Linked DNA regions of Homo sapiens: region 2 is linked to region 1. Evidence: chromatin contacts called from ENCODE Hi-C or POLR2A ChIA-PET data. All regions are on one chromosome and are shown on one strand. The core of a region is the stretch at or near the end of the contact, and the rest is flanking DNA. Distances in the headings are between cores, read along the strand shown.

Evidence for each region. A loop is a pair of places that touch in the nucleus more often than their neighbours do. ChIA-PET counts read pairs that join two places held with the same protein, here RNA polymerase II (POLR2A). Pooled maps may share reads with other maps.
Region 2: POLR2A ChIA-PET joins it to region 1 with 11 read pairs in AG04449. The contact joins two enhancer-like sites. A Hi-C loop is called at or near these places in 4 of 168 maps with a recorded cell type or tissue (Right ventricle myocardium inferior, astrocyte of the cerebellum, heart right ventricle and 1 more) and 1 of 50 pooled maps. POLR2A ChIA-PET finds 5 or more read pairs at or near these places in 2 of 52 experiments (AG04449 and AG04450).

The regions. Positions count from the first base shown.
Region 1 is chr21:46,051,892-46,059,361 of GRCh38, reverse strand. No RefSeq gene overlaps it. Among named protein-coding and RNA genes, the nearest start is that of COL6A2-DT, 42 kb to the left of the region's middle. RefSeq lists enhancers at 1,994-2,053, 3,096-3,825. Within about 2 kb of position 2,686, at least 22 of the 41 ENCODE cell types and tissues checked have a DNase peak (open chromatin) inside an H3K27ac peak, as active enhancers do; they include heart right ventricle, where a contact is called at or near this core.
Region 2 is chr21:46,126,448-46,132,117 of GRCh38, reverse strand. COL6A2 (collagen type VI alpha 2 chain) reads right to left here. Exons shown (of 28, transcript NM_001849.4): 27 at 5,577-5,615; 28 at 1-164. Among named protein-coding and RNA genes, the nearest start is that of FTCD-AS1, 22 kb to the left of the region's middle. RefSeq lists an enhancer at 1-61. Within about 2 kb of position 3,542, at least 4 of the 41 ENCODE cell types and tissues checked have a DNase peak (open chromatin) inside an H3K27ac peak, as active enhancers do; they include heart right ventricle, where a contact is called at or near this core.

The sequences.
Region 1 (7,470 bases), core at 1,437-3,936:
CACACTGAGGGACGGACTCAGGCGAGCTTCCATGTCCACACCACCTGTCCATACAGACACTGAGCAATGGGCTCAGGTGGGCATCCATGTCTACACAGCCTATCGACAAAGCCACTAAAGAATAGGGCTCGGGGAAGTGTTTATGTCCTGGTGTCCTTACTTGTAACCTTGGGTTATTTAAAACTTGGATATGGGCAAGTGGGAAAGAGATGGGGCCATTCAGCATCACACTGGGGTATGGTATGCCAGCTTCTTGTCGTGTTAGTGCTGTGGACCTGTGAACCTGTGGACCTGTGGACCTGTGGACTGGCAGACCTGTGAGCCTGTGAATGTGTGGTCCTATGGACCTGTGGGTGTCTGAACCTGTGGACCACTTTACCTGTGGACCTATGAACTCATGTATGTGTGAACCTGTGGACCTCTGGATCTGTGTACCTGTGAACCTTTGTACTGTAGATGTGTGAACCCATGGACCCGTGGACTGCGTGTGAACCCGTGTACTGCTGGACCTGTGGACATGTGGACCTGTGAGTGTGTGGACCTGTGGATGTGTGGACCTGTGGACCTGTGAGTGTGTGGAACTGTGGACCTGTGGACTGTGGACGTGTGGACCCGTGGACCTGTGAGTGTGTGGACATGTGGACCATGGACGTGTGGACCTGTGAGTGTGTGGACCTGTGGACGTGTGGACCTGTGAATCTGTGACTGTGTGGGCCTGTGGGGTGTTGGGCCTGTGAACCTGAGAGTTTGTGTACCTGAGAGTGTGTGGACCTGTGGATGTGTGAACCTGTGGACATGTGGACCTGTGGACTTGTGAGTGTGTGGACCTGTGGACGTGTGGACCTGTGGACCTGTGAGTGTGTGGACCTGTGAATCTGTGACCATGTGGGCCTGTGGGGTGTTGGACCTGTGGACGTGTGGACCTGTGAACCTGTGACTGTGTGGGCCTGTGGGGTGTTGGGCCTGTGAATCTGTGAGTGTGTGGACCTGTGGGTGTGTGGACGTGTGGACCTGTGAACCTGTGACTGTGTGGGCCTGTGGGGTGTTGGGCCTGTGAACCTGTGTGCTCATGTTTGGCATCATGGTTCATTCAGGGCTCCAGTTCTGTGAAGTTTCGTGTCTCTCTCTAGGAAAGGTGCACGGAAGCACCGCGCTGCTGGGCTCAGCTTCTCTGCTGTGTAGGGCGCAGGGTTTTGCCCCACAGCCTCCCCCCCCAGTGTCTCTCCTGAGGCCTCACTGTCCCTGCTCCTCCGACCCCTCCCGCACCAGCCCTGCCGTCTCCCTGCTGAAGAGAGGCTCAGCTGTGTCTTTACCCTGCATTTGGAGAGAGGCATGTTTTTAACTTTTCAGACATTTTACTTTGACACTGAGGATGCACAAGACGTGCAGCCTCTGTGGGGAGCCGATCGGGAACACGGCGAGGCCACATCACCCGCGCGGGGGACAGGAGCCGCGGGACCCACCTGCAGGGAGCTGAGCCCCAGCACCTTCGTTTGGACGTCTCCCCAGCACGGTGCTACCTGCCCAGGCTGTGAGCAGGGATCAGACCCCACTCCCTGGGTTTAACATGAAAGCCCAGCTGTACGTTGGACGGCTTGGATCTTTCTAGGCAGGAGCACCCGATCTTTCCAGTCACAGAAGTCAGTTTCTTCAAGGGAGACGTGGAATAAAGCTGGAAGCCTTACCATCGATCCCACCACCCTCCCCGACCCCGCCCACTGGGCACCTGCGTGGTGGGGACTCACAGCCCCAGCCCCCTAGAGATTGTCGTGTGGGCGACGGAACTGAGGTGAAGGCAGAGTGCTTTCCTCTTTAATGTCACGTAAAGGGAGAAACTGTTATTTTGAAAAGTGGCTGCCGTTTCACTGACAGCCTGAAGAAGGGTGGGAGGTTTCCTGCGGGGGAAAGACCCCTGTCTGTGGTTGGGAATCCCCTCCCGGAGTTGTGGGTTGTGGAAGCTGAGGGTCTGTGCCTTCAGCCAGCTGGGAGAGTGACAGGAAGCCGCGGGCGCTGCCGCCGAAGCCACAGAAGTGCTGAGCGGTCGCTGGGGGGCTGTGGTCCTGGGAGAGACGCTGGGGGAGCCAGGCAGTTTCAGCTGCTGGGTGCGTGCACCGTGGTGGGCCCGAGGGCCAGGTGTGGGTTTAGGGTGTGTTGCCTTTGCCCACCAGCTGCAGACATCTAGGGCCACTACGGCCACCCCAGCCCCGACACAAGTGCACCCCCGGGTTGGGGAAGGGGCAGCACGGGGGCTGCCTACACCCCATCTGCCACCCGTCACGGGCAGGGAGGGTCCTGTGTGGTGAGACATGCAGGCCTTCAGGCCCAGACTTTAAACAAACAGAACCAGTGGACGACCACAGTGCCCATCAGGGTGGGCACCGCCCACCCCCCCACGCCCACGTCCCACACTTGGTGGAGGTTTGTGAAGGAGCCGGGCGGGAGCGCAGCAGCACAGAGACCCCCGGGCCGGGCGGGGAGCTTCCATCCAGCCTGCAGGCCCTGACCTCTGCTGCCCTTGAGAGAAACCCTGAGGCCGCCCGAGCGCTTGAGCTTTCCCATCTGTGCCAGCAAATCTGGAAGGCCACGTTCTCTCCATAAATGGAAACATTTTGAGGGGGCCACAGACCACTGCCAAGCGGCACGGCGATGACTAAGCCCCGCACGGAGGAGAGGGCGTTGCCTGGCCCGAGTTCCGGGACCGTGTGGGGCTGTCGGGGCGGGCGCCCAAGGCCTCTCTGAAGGTGGCAGCAGCAGCGGCGATTTACTCACCCCAGTTTCTCGGAGAGGCTTCTGGTAAAAGGCTGGATTTGGAGATTCTCTGTTGGTAAAAGGAAATCTCACGTGTGCCCTCCTCAAAGTTAGGACTGAGGGGCGCTGGCGAAGAGCGAAGGGAAGCTGCCTCCCTGGGGACTCGGATGCGCGCTTGCAGTCATCACAAGCAATTGAGTATCCACAGATTTGGTCAATTTAATAAAAAATAGGCCAGGGAGATAATGAGTGTTTTCTAAAATAGTTTTAAATCTATCGCTATGTGAACTCAGGTTTTTAGTTTGAAACCATCATTTTCTTTCTTTTTTGTTTGCTTTCCATTATGTCCCACTTTGCTCAGGGTTCTGTGGCCCCAGCTCAGGGCTGACATCATGACTGATGGTTGTGCACAAAAGAAACGGCAGACCAACGCGTCCTGTGCCAAAGCTGGAGGGGAAAGGCCAAGCCTTGCGGGAGGGACGCTCCTCGCTGCTGGTGGATGCCAGAAGTCTCTGGGCATCTCCAGACCTGTCAGGCGGTGGGAGGGGAGGCAGCGCATGTGGGTGGCTCTGCCCAGGGTCACCGAGGAGTCCCGGACATGAACCTTCCAGAGAATCAGCAGGCAGGGTCAGGGCCGGGCGCGCGCTCCCCTTGCAGAGAGGAGGCCCCCGGAGGCCGCTTGCGCTGAGCTGCGCGGCGAGCGGGTGCGGGATCCAGGCCCAGTCCTGTCTCACCCGCCTGTGGGCACACAGCTGCACCTGGCTTCCCAGCCTCTTCTCTCTTGAGCGGGACCCAGTGATGGGCACCACCTCCAGGCCTGACCCTCGGCCCAGCTCCCACCACGCCCAGCTGCTAATTTTTGTACTTTTTGTAGAGACGGTCTACACGGGAGTTTCACCATGTTGCCCAGGCCAGTCTTAAACTCTTGGGCTCAGGCAATCCACCCACCTCGACCTCCCAAAGTGCTGGGATTACAGGTGTGAGCCACCACGCCTGGCCTATTTTCTTAGATTTATCCCTAAGTAATACGTATTCCTGTCCCCACCCTAGGGGGCAGGGGGTTCAAGGAACAGCCCCAAGGTGCTAGGTGGGCAGAGCCCTCAGGGCCAAGGAGCCCGAATCCCTGGAGGACCACATGGAACAGAGAGCCCCTCCGGGTCCGGCAGGAGCCTGTGTGCGCTGAGACGTCTGCTACTTGTCCCGTCCCAGGGCCTCGCCTCCCAGCTCACCAGGTGCTCCTCCAGCGTCCCCGTGCGCTGCCTCCTGGCCTTCAGTGTGGCCGGCTTAGCACTGCCTGCTGGGGCTCTGGACACCAGGGAGGCTCTGAGGAGATGTCAGCCGGAGGTCTCCATGGCAGGACCGAGGTGTGATGGCTCATAAGCCCCCAAGGGAGGGTCCAGACCACTAAGCGGTTCTCAGCCCCTTCAGAAGTCACCCAGACTCACAAGGAAAGGCTGAGGGCTTGGGCTAGGCCACTCCACCCTGAACCTGCAGGATCCCTGTGCGGGGCAGAGGGAGGCAGGCGGTCTGCGTGGGGCAGAGGGAGGGAGGGGGCCTGTGTGAGGTGGAGGGAGGGAGGGGCTGTGCAGGGCAGAGGGAGGGAGGGGGCTGTGCAGGGCAGAGGGAGGCAGGGTCTATGCGGGGCAGAGGGAGGGAGGGGGGCTGTGCGGGGCAGAGGGAGGGAGGGGGGCTGTGCGGGGCAGAGGGAGGGAGGGGGGCTGTGCGGGGCAGAGGGAGGGAGGGTCTATGCGGGGCAGAGGGAGGGAGGGTGCTGTGCGGGGCAGAGGGAGGCAGAGGCTGTGCGGGGCAAGCCAGATTCCATTCAGAGGAGAGTGGCGAAAGGAATGTGTGTTTGGGCCAGATGCGGCCATGTGGGCCAGGAGCTGGGGATCCCTCTGAAGTCCTGCCAGAGGGGGCTGCAGGGAGGGCTCCAGCACAGACTGGGCCTGGGCACAGACTGACCGCAGGGCTTGGAGGTCATGGGTCAGAGGGGTCAGAGGCCCAGTGGGCGGTGCTGATCCCTGGCCTGCTCCGTCAGGACCGTCTCTCTCTGCTCCGCTGTGTCAGGGTGGGGCTGACTGGCACACTGCATACCCGAGAGCCCATCGCATATTCTGGCAGTGAAAGTGAATAACTGGAAAATGAGAAATTTAAAAGGACTTATTGTAGCATCAAAGAAAGGCCTTACAATAGCATCAAAGAAAATGTATTACTTAGGGATAAATCTAAGAAAATAGGCCAGGCGCGGTGGCTCATGCCTATAATCTCAGCACGGTGGGAGGCTGAGGTGGGTGGATTGCTTGAGCCCAGGAGTTTAAGACCAGTCTGGATGAGGTGGAGAAACCCCAGTCTCTACAAAAAATACAAAATTAGCCGGGCGTGGTGGTGGGCGCCTGTAGTCCCAGCTACTGGGGAGGCTGAGGGGGGAGAATGGCTTGAGTCCAGGAGGTTGAGGCTGCAGTGAGTCAAGATCGCATCCCTGTACTCCAGCCTGGGCGACAGAGAGAAGCCCTGTCTCAAAAAAAGAAGAAAGAAAAAAAGAAAATACGACAAGATCAGTACATTGCGTACTAAAAATCATTGCTGAGAATTAAAGACCTAAAAAGTAGAGAAATATATTGTATTCACGAATTAGGAAACCCTACTTTTTAAGCTTAGAGTTTTTCCTCAAAACTCATTAAATCTTTGATATTTGGATTTAATGTGATGCCAATCAGTGTCTTTTTCATGGACATCAAAAAGCTGATTCTAATATGTATATGGTAATTCAAAAGGCTTTGAATAAAGTAATCTTAGAACAAAGTTGTATGTTTTAAACTACTTAATTTTAAGACTTACTATAAAGCTATAGTAAATAAGACCGTGGTATTGGTATAATACCAAATATATGCGTGCGTGTGTGTGTGTGTGTGTGTGTAGCCCAAGTAGTTAATTTAACGTGAATTAAAACCACGGTGACACACCAATACATACCCACTGGAACATCTCAAATTAAAAAGATACCAGACGTTGGGGGGTTGCAGGGCTGCCAGACGATGACACAGTGCTGGTGGGAGTTTAAGTGTCACAACCACTTGGCAGTTTCATAAAAGGCTGAGTTTGTCCTCACCTGGTGACTCAGGCATTCCACTCCCAAGGAGTTCCCTAAGACACACCAAACTCATTCCACACAACGACGTGTACAGGGATGTTCACAGCAGCTTTATTGGTGACAGCTAAAATGTGCCGACAGCCCCGTCCACCACCGAGGGAACCACCGCAGCAGGAGGGGTCTGTTGCCAGGACGGGCCCTGCCCAGCTGTGAGCGGCCAACAACTGCTCCGCAAAGCAGCAAGGAGGAATCGCGGAGGGACAGGGGCTGGGCACGGAGGCATCCAAGCACACAATTCCATTTCTGTGCAACTCCAGGAGCAGCCAGGGTGACGGCAGGGACTGAGAGGCAGGGCTGTGGGTGACGGGCAGTGACTGAGAGGCAGGGCTGTGGGTGACGGCAGGGACTGAGAGGCAGGGCTGTGGGTGACGGGCAGTGACTGAGAGGCAGGGCTGTGGGTGACGGGCAGTGACTGAGAGGCAGGGCTGTGGGTGACGGGCAGTGACTGAGAGGCAGGGCTGTGGGTGACGGCAGGGACTGAGAGGCAGGGCTGTGGGTGACGGGCAGTGACTGAGATGCAGGGCTGTGGGTGATGGGCAGTGACTGAGACGCAGGCTGTGGGTCGGGGCAGGGCTGTGGGTGACGGCAGTGACTCAGAGGCGGGCTGTGGGTGACGGGCACATTCCACAGCTCCACTGTGGCTGTGGTTCCACGGTGGGTGCACCTGCAAGAAGGCATCGAAGTCTAACCCTTACGATCTGCACTTTCTCTTATGTAAGTTACACCTTGACGCAACTGACTATGGAAATTAAAAAGCACCTGTGTTTGAACGCGAGAGGGTGGCCTTCTCCTCGTGGCTGCAGCGGCTGTGGAGAAACCAGGTGTGGCCAGTGTCTTAGTGCGGCTGCTGCAGCCACAAGGAGAACACAGACCTGGCGGCTTCAGCAGGAGACATTTATCCTCTCGCATCCGGAGGCTGGAAGGCCAAGGCCAAGGTGCTGCAGGGCTGGGCTTGGTGAGGCCTCTTCCCAGCTGGCAGGCGCCTGAGTACACCGGCGTCACTGGGGCCACAGCCGTAGCCGACCCGGGCTCCATCCTCCTGACATCATTTAACCATCATCACTTCCCAGAGGCCCAGTGTCCAGACACAGCTGCACTGGGGGCAAGGCCTTCAACCTGTGAACTGGGGAGAACACAAACGTTCAGTCCCCCGCATTGGGGTGTGAGTCTGAGGACGTCACAGGCACCACGGCCTTGCATCGTTTTCCAGGCACACAGACCATGTCTTTCCACAGGGCTGTGAGGATAAAGAGCGGGAGAAACCATAGAGACGGGAGGGAAGGGTTGGTGCCGGATGAGGGAAGGCGTGATGCCAGGCCAAGAAAACCCTAGGCGGTTCAGATCTTTGGAGAGGAAGGGCTGGCATTTTTATCTGGAAAAAGATGCTGAGAAAGCATTGGAAGCTTCTCACGCTGGGGCGCCAGGGGCTCTGTTCTCTGAGGCTCCTTCTTGTAGGACTCTGGACGCGGATGCCCCGTGCCGAGGGGCTGCCGAGCCTGGACGGTGACCGAGGGACCTGCTCCCCACACTGTGGTCTCACGATCCCACCCCACACCCACAGATCTTGGGAG
Region 2 (5,670 bases), core at 2,293-4,792, 72 kb before region 1:
TGCGTTGAGAGGGTCGTCGTCCCTCCGGGCCAGCGTCAGCCGCCGCGCCACCTGCTCCACGAAGCGCCGGGCCTTGTGGAAGTTCTGCTCACCCAGCCGCTCGGAGCCGTCCAGCAGGAAGACGATGTCCACGGGCCGCTGCGTGCACTGTGCCACGGACAGCTCTGTGGGGAGACGCAGGTGCGGGCTGGGCGGAGGGGAGGTGGGCAGGACCGGGCAGGTGCCAGCCCCGCACCTGTGCCCTTCCATTCGCACCCTGCCTGCAACCTCACAGACCACTGGGCTCTGCGGGGGCGTTTCTGCAGGGCAGCCCTGGGTGTGGGTCCTTAGCCCAAGACACTTTCAGGCGGCACTGCTGGGAGCCGCCATCTCCTCTGCTGGTGCTCCCAGGCCTGAGACCCTGACACAGGCCCCAGGCCCTGTCCACCTGCTGAGCACCATCCCTGCACAGGCTGCCCTCCTGGGAGGGAAGGGGCCCAAAGCATCCTTTCATGGCTCAAGAATTTGCTGCCCACAAAAGGGCCACTGTCTGTGTAGTGTGGGAGGTACTTAAGGAGGACCCTGGCTCTGACACCCCCAGCCTGACCCCTCAATCGCTGGGTCCCAGAGCTGCTCAGAACACCTAGAGCTGGCTGGGCCACGTCCCTCCCGGAAAGACCAGGAGCCCCTGACTCTTCTGATTGGCCATGGTGGGGAGCAGTGGGCACAGGGGCAGCCAGACCTTCTGTGGCAGCCCAGGTGGGTTCTGCCCTATGACTCTGTTACCAAGTGGGGCCCCCACCTGCCTGGGTGGTCACCAGCCCTGGGCATCGGGGACAGCTTGGGGGCCTGGCCATAGCCACAACCCAGGCCAGGCTGCCTACCACACGTGTGGGTGTCACGTGGGGCCAGAGACCACAGGACAGGACACGGACAGTCCTTGCGTGGACCTGGCCCTGTGGCCTCACCAAGACCTCAGCTCCTGGGATGGGGGAGGGGAGGGACAGAGCCAGTTTCCCCAAGGGTGTCTGCTTCTCAGCCCAACCCCTGGACGTCGTCACAGCTGGTACATGGACCCCCAGGAATGCACACAGAGGACCCTGACCCGAAACTCGGTTTCTGGGGGCCCTGGAGGTGCAACGGTCCAGCCCCGCAGGCAGTGAGCAAAGCTCTGAACACAGCAGGGTGACCTCACGCTGCACCGCAGCCTTCACAGAACGCTTGAGACATGGACGCCGTCTGAGCACGCACGAGCTGGCAGATGGGGTTCCCTCAGTGAGCTTATGAGTGACGCAGCTCATTCAGTGAAAGGAAGGGCAGCCTCCCTGTTAAGGCCACACCTAGGAACCGGCTTAAATGTCCAGAAACTCCTCAGGTACCGCTGGGCTTCCCAAACCCCCTCAAAACTAATAACATTTTCACTGCTGTCACCAAACATATGGAGACAGACATGCAAGGGGCAGCTGGTTTTGGGGGTCTCTGTCCATTCATCAGTGTCTGTGGGGCCTGGAGGAGACGGGGAAGCTGTGGGGGCCGGCCAGGCACAGGGAGGCTGAGGCTGTTGGGATGTCTGTGGACTCTGCTCTCCTCCTCCTGTGGAGGATCCTTCATCCCCACAGTGGGAAGACCAGCCTGGCCTGCCCTGTGCAGTGGGTGTGGGGACGAGAACCTGGCCCTGAGAAATGGTCACAGCCGTGCCCGGCAGGAGCCCAGCCTGGATGAGGGCTCCTGCAGTCAGAACGTCGGGGTCAGCTCGCCGTGGGGGCCGCTCCCTTTGGATGGTGATCCCTGCCGCTCCCCAACATTGTGGACCCTGGGATTCTCTGCTCAGTCCTCTGAGGACCGCAGAGGTTGTGCCTGGTGGATGCTCCCCCGACTGTGCTTTTGGAGACCCAGAGGTTGGGCTGGAAGGGTGCAGACACCCCGGGATCAGGGCTGCTGGCAGGCAGCTGTGGCCATTCGCCCTACTGTGCATGACACCAGCCCAGATACGTCATGGTGCCAGGACTGCCAGCTTCCCCCAGGACTATCTGCTGCCCAACCGGAAGCCTTCACCTGCCACCAGGTGGGCCGTGAGCGCCCACGAGTCACCATGCACGGGATTAGTGCCCACACCCAGCGAGGCTCACCAGCCTCTGGGGCCTGTTTCCGAGGCTCCGCTGGAACCTGGTGCTGGAACATCCTCCAGCACCTGGGCAGCACCCTCCCTCAGCCCCATCCCAGACGCACGGCAGCCCAGCTGGGCCGCTAAGTAAGGGCCTCCAAAGACTTCCACACCCAAACCCTGGAGCCTGTGAGGGTGACCTGATGCAGCAAAGAAGGACTCTGCAGACGGGAGTGAGTTAAGGGTCTTGCGAGGTCATTCTGGACTTGGGGTGGGCCTTAAATTCAATGACCAGGGTTCTTATAAAGAGAGCGGCCACAGGAAGACGGAGGAGAGACTGGAAGATGCAGCCGCAGCAAGGGACACGGTGGCCACCAGCATGGGAAGAGGCTGGGAGCTGCCCCAGAGCCCCTGGAAGGACTGTAGCCCCGCTGACCCCGATTCCAGATCTCTGGCCTCCACTGAGAGCCAGCCTGTCGGGGGCAGCCCTGGGAAGCTAGTGTGGCAGGGAGGGCCCAGCCCGGCTGGGCGGGTGCCCGGGCTTTAGCAGAGGGCCAGCGCGGTCTCGGGGTCCCCCACGATGTCCCTGTGCACCAGCTTAAAGGTGTCAATGAACAGCTCCATCCAGTCCTGCCGCTCTACCCCGGTGGCGAACTTGGCCCGCTCGGCGGTGTAGACCAGCACGGCCACCAGCTGGGAGTAGGCGGCCGGGTCCTGCGTGAGCTCCGTGGCGTTTAGCAACTGTTGGATCAGGGGAATGGTCCTGGGGAAGGTGGCGTCCGGCCCCTCTTCCGTGCGGAGGAAGGTGACCGGGGGCTCGCCGCCAGGCCACGGTGCATCTGCAAGGGAGCGTCCAGAGAAGACTGTAAGGCCTGCGGTGGGCGTCGGCCTAGAGCTCCTCCTCGGGCAGCCGCTCAGCGAGGCCAGAGTGAAGAGCGGCATTTGGGCTGGCGAGTCGGTAGAGGAAATGCAGGTGGAGCGGGTGTGTGGCTCGGCCTTGGCAGGAGGCGTGGGGGCAGTGAGCACAGGGACAGGAAGCTGGCAGGGAGCTAGGAGACCCGCACGGTGGCACCTTTGGGGGACACCACGGACCCCGAGAAAACCTTTCAGCACAAAACAGCTCCGTCCAAACCTGTGCCGGAGACAGGCCAAACTCCAGTAGGGCTTCCAGTGCCGCAGGCCCGTCGCCAGGAAGACCCCAGCCACCCCTCAAGAGCCCGCCTGAGAAAGCTTGCGGTGGTAAACCCTTCCTCAGCCTCTCTGGGATGTGAGTCCTCTACACCCAGAACTGTCTTCCCCTGAGCAGACCTGGCCTCTGCAACGTCTCTGCCTTTTCTTTCCACCGACTGGAGCTCAGGTTACGCTGTGGCCCCTATGCAGCTCTTATCGCTGATTGCGCCCTGCCCTGACTGCCTTCAGCTGCGTCTGGTTTGTTTCTCCAGCACCCTCTGGTCCCCACGCAACTGAGAACTCCACAGGCCTGCTGCAGGCCCAGGGTGGCTGGGCTTTGGGGTGGACAGGGCTGTCTGGAGAAGGCCAGGGCCAGGCCACAGCCAGTGGTGTCCACCCAGTGCCCAGGAGGGCCGAGGAGGATGCCTGGCCGTGTGGGCTGGTGAAAGCCGATTTAACACTGTCCCTGCTGCATCTCCTGGAGCCACAAGGTCGAGTTCACTTTGAAATTGGAAACAGCTGGGAAGGAGGATGAGCTCTGAGTGTCGGGGATGAGGTGTCAGGGCGGCCGAGAGGAGGGGAGGGGTTCTGCCAGGGCTGCTCCCACTCACTGTCAGGTCCTGGAGGCCTCAGAAGAGGCCAGAGCTTCAAGGGCCTCCGTGTCCTCCCTGGCTGCTTTCCCTGTGGTGCTCTGGTGGCCTGAGTGACCCACTCCCAGGAGGGAGAATGGGCTCACTCCATGTCACCGTCTGGGGAGGAGCCACCACAGGACCCTACGAGGCCCACGTCACCCTGAGGCCAGAACCAGAGAGATCACGAGAAAAGAAAAGTGCAGGCTGATGTCGCCGATAAGCGCAAACCCTCAGGCAGGCATCAGCGAATCAGGGCCCACGTGCATAAACAGGGCCACACACCACGGCCAGGTGGGTTTATCCCGGGCACGCAGGGCTGGCTCAACACTGGAAATTCAATGACGCTCAACGGGCTAACTAACTCCCAACTACAATGATAGGCTAAAGAGGAAAGGTCACGTGACATCCACAGACGCAGCACCCACCCACTCACGATAGAACCTGGAGTGGAGGGGAAGCCATAGCGGCCACTCACACTGGACCCAGAGTGGAGAGGAAGGCCCCCCACCTGATAGCAAAGCACCCACAGTGACCATCGCCATGTCGCCCATCATGGGGTCCCGAGACTTCCCTGCCCCATCAGGAACGAGGGGGTGGGTGGAGGAGCCAAGGTCTGGTTCCTGCCCTCAGGGTCCAGGTGCCCCTGCTGCTGATGTGGACCCTGGGGGAGGACGCCTGCACCTTGGCGGCAGAAGCACAGCCCACTGTTGTGGGGCCAGAGGCTGCCCGCCTGCTGAAGGGCAGCCAGACCCAGGTGCAAGCCCTAGGTTCTCTGTCGCAGCACGTATGGGGAACCTCGGCTCTGAGTCCACGGCTCCTCCCCTGGGGCAGCCTCAGGGCCTGTGAATGTGCTCAGTGGCCCAGCTCACCCACCGGGAGCTCCCCATGGAACGCCCGAACGCACACCGCGACCCGCGTGCTGAGGAAGCGCTGACTTCGTACCGCAGACCCTGAGGTTTCCTCCCTGTGGTCCTCCAGGTCGGACCCTCCCACCCTGTCTCCATGGCATCCCTACCCTCACACTCCTGGAGGGGACGGCTCACTGAGGGGGACTCAGCTCCTAACGCCCCCGGGGACCTCCTGTGGGCCCAGGTACGGTGCAGCAGTGCACCATGGGGGCAGCACCACGTCCAGCAGAGCCTGGACGGCACCCCCAGCTCCAGCTTCACACCCACGTGGGCCACATCCGGGACATGGGCTCCCCCACTCCCAGAGATGTGAGAGCCGCAGCTGCAGCTCCGAGGCAGGCCAGGGTTGGAGCAAGACCTGCTGGTGCTGGGGGGTGTCAGTGCTTCCACCCCGGGATGGTTTCACTCACTGAATCCAGGGCTTCCTCCGAGTGGCACATGCACGGCCAGCCCATGGGAGCTGGGCGGCAGCTGAGGGAGACTGCAAGGCCCATGGTGGGCCTTCAAGACCAGTGGCCACATGCCGAGCACAGCGCCAGGCTAGCAGCACCCACCTCATGGCCTCGTGATGCTGTTCCTGCGTTCCTGGGAGCCTGCCTTCCCCAAGCCCCTCCTCCCCTGTGCTGCCATCCTGGGGCCATCTCCCTAAGGAGCAGCCTCCGCAGTGGCTCCGCCGCCCCCCGGGTCCCTGCACGGCCCCTCCCCCAGCCCGGCCCTCGAGGAGGAAGGACACCAGGGCTGCTTTGCTAGTCTGGGGTGGTGGCTCAGGGTGCCCTGCATTACCTGTTTGGCAGGGAAGGTCTGGGCACACGATCTGAGGGTCTGGAAGAGAGGAGAGAGGCCGGGCCAGGCCAGGGTCAGTCCCTAGCGAACCCTC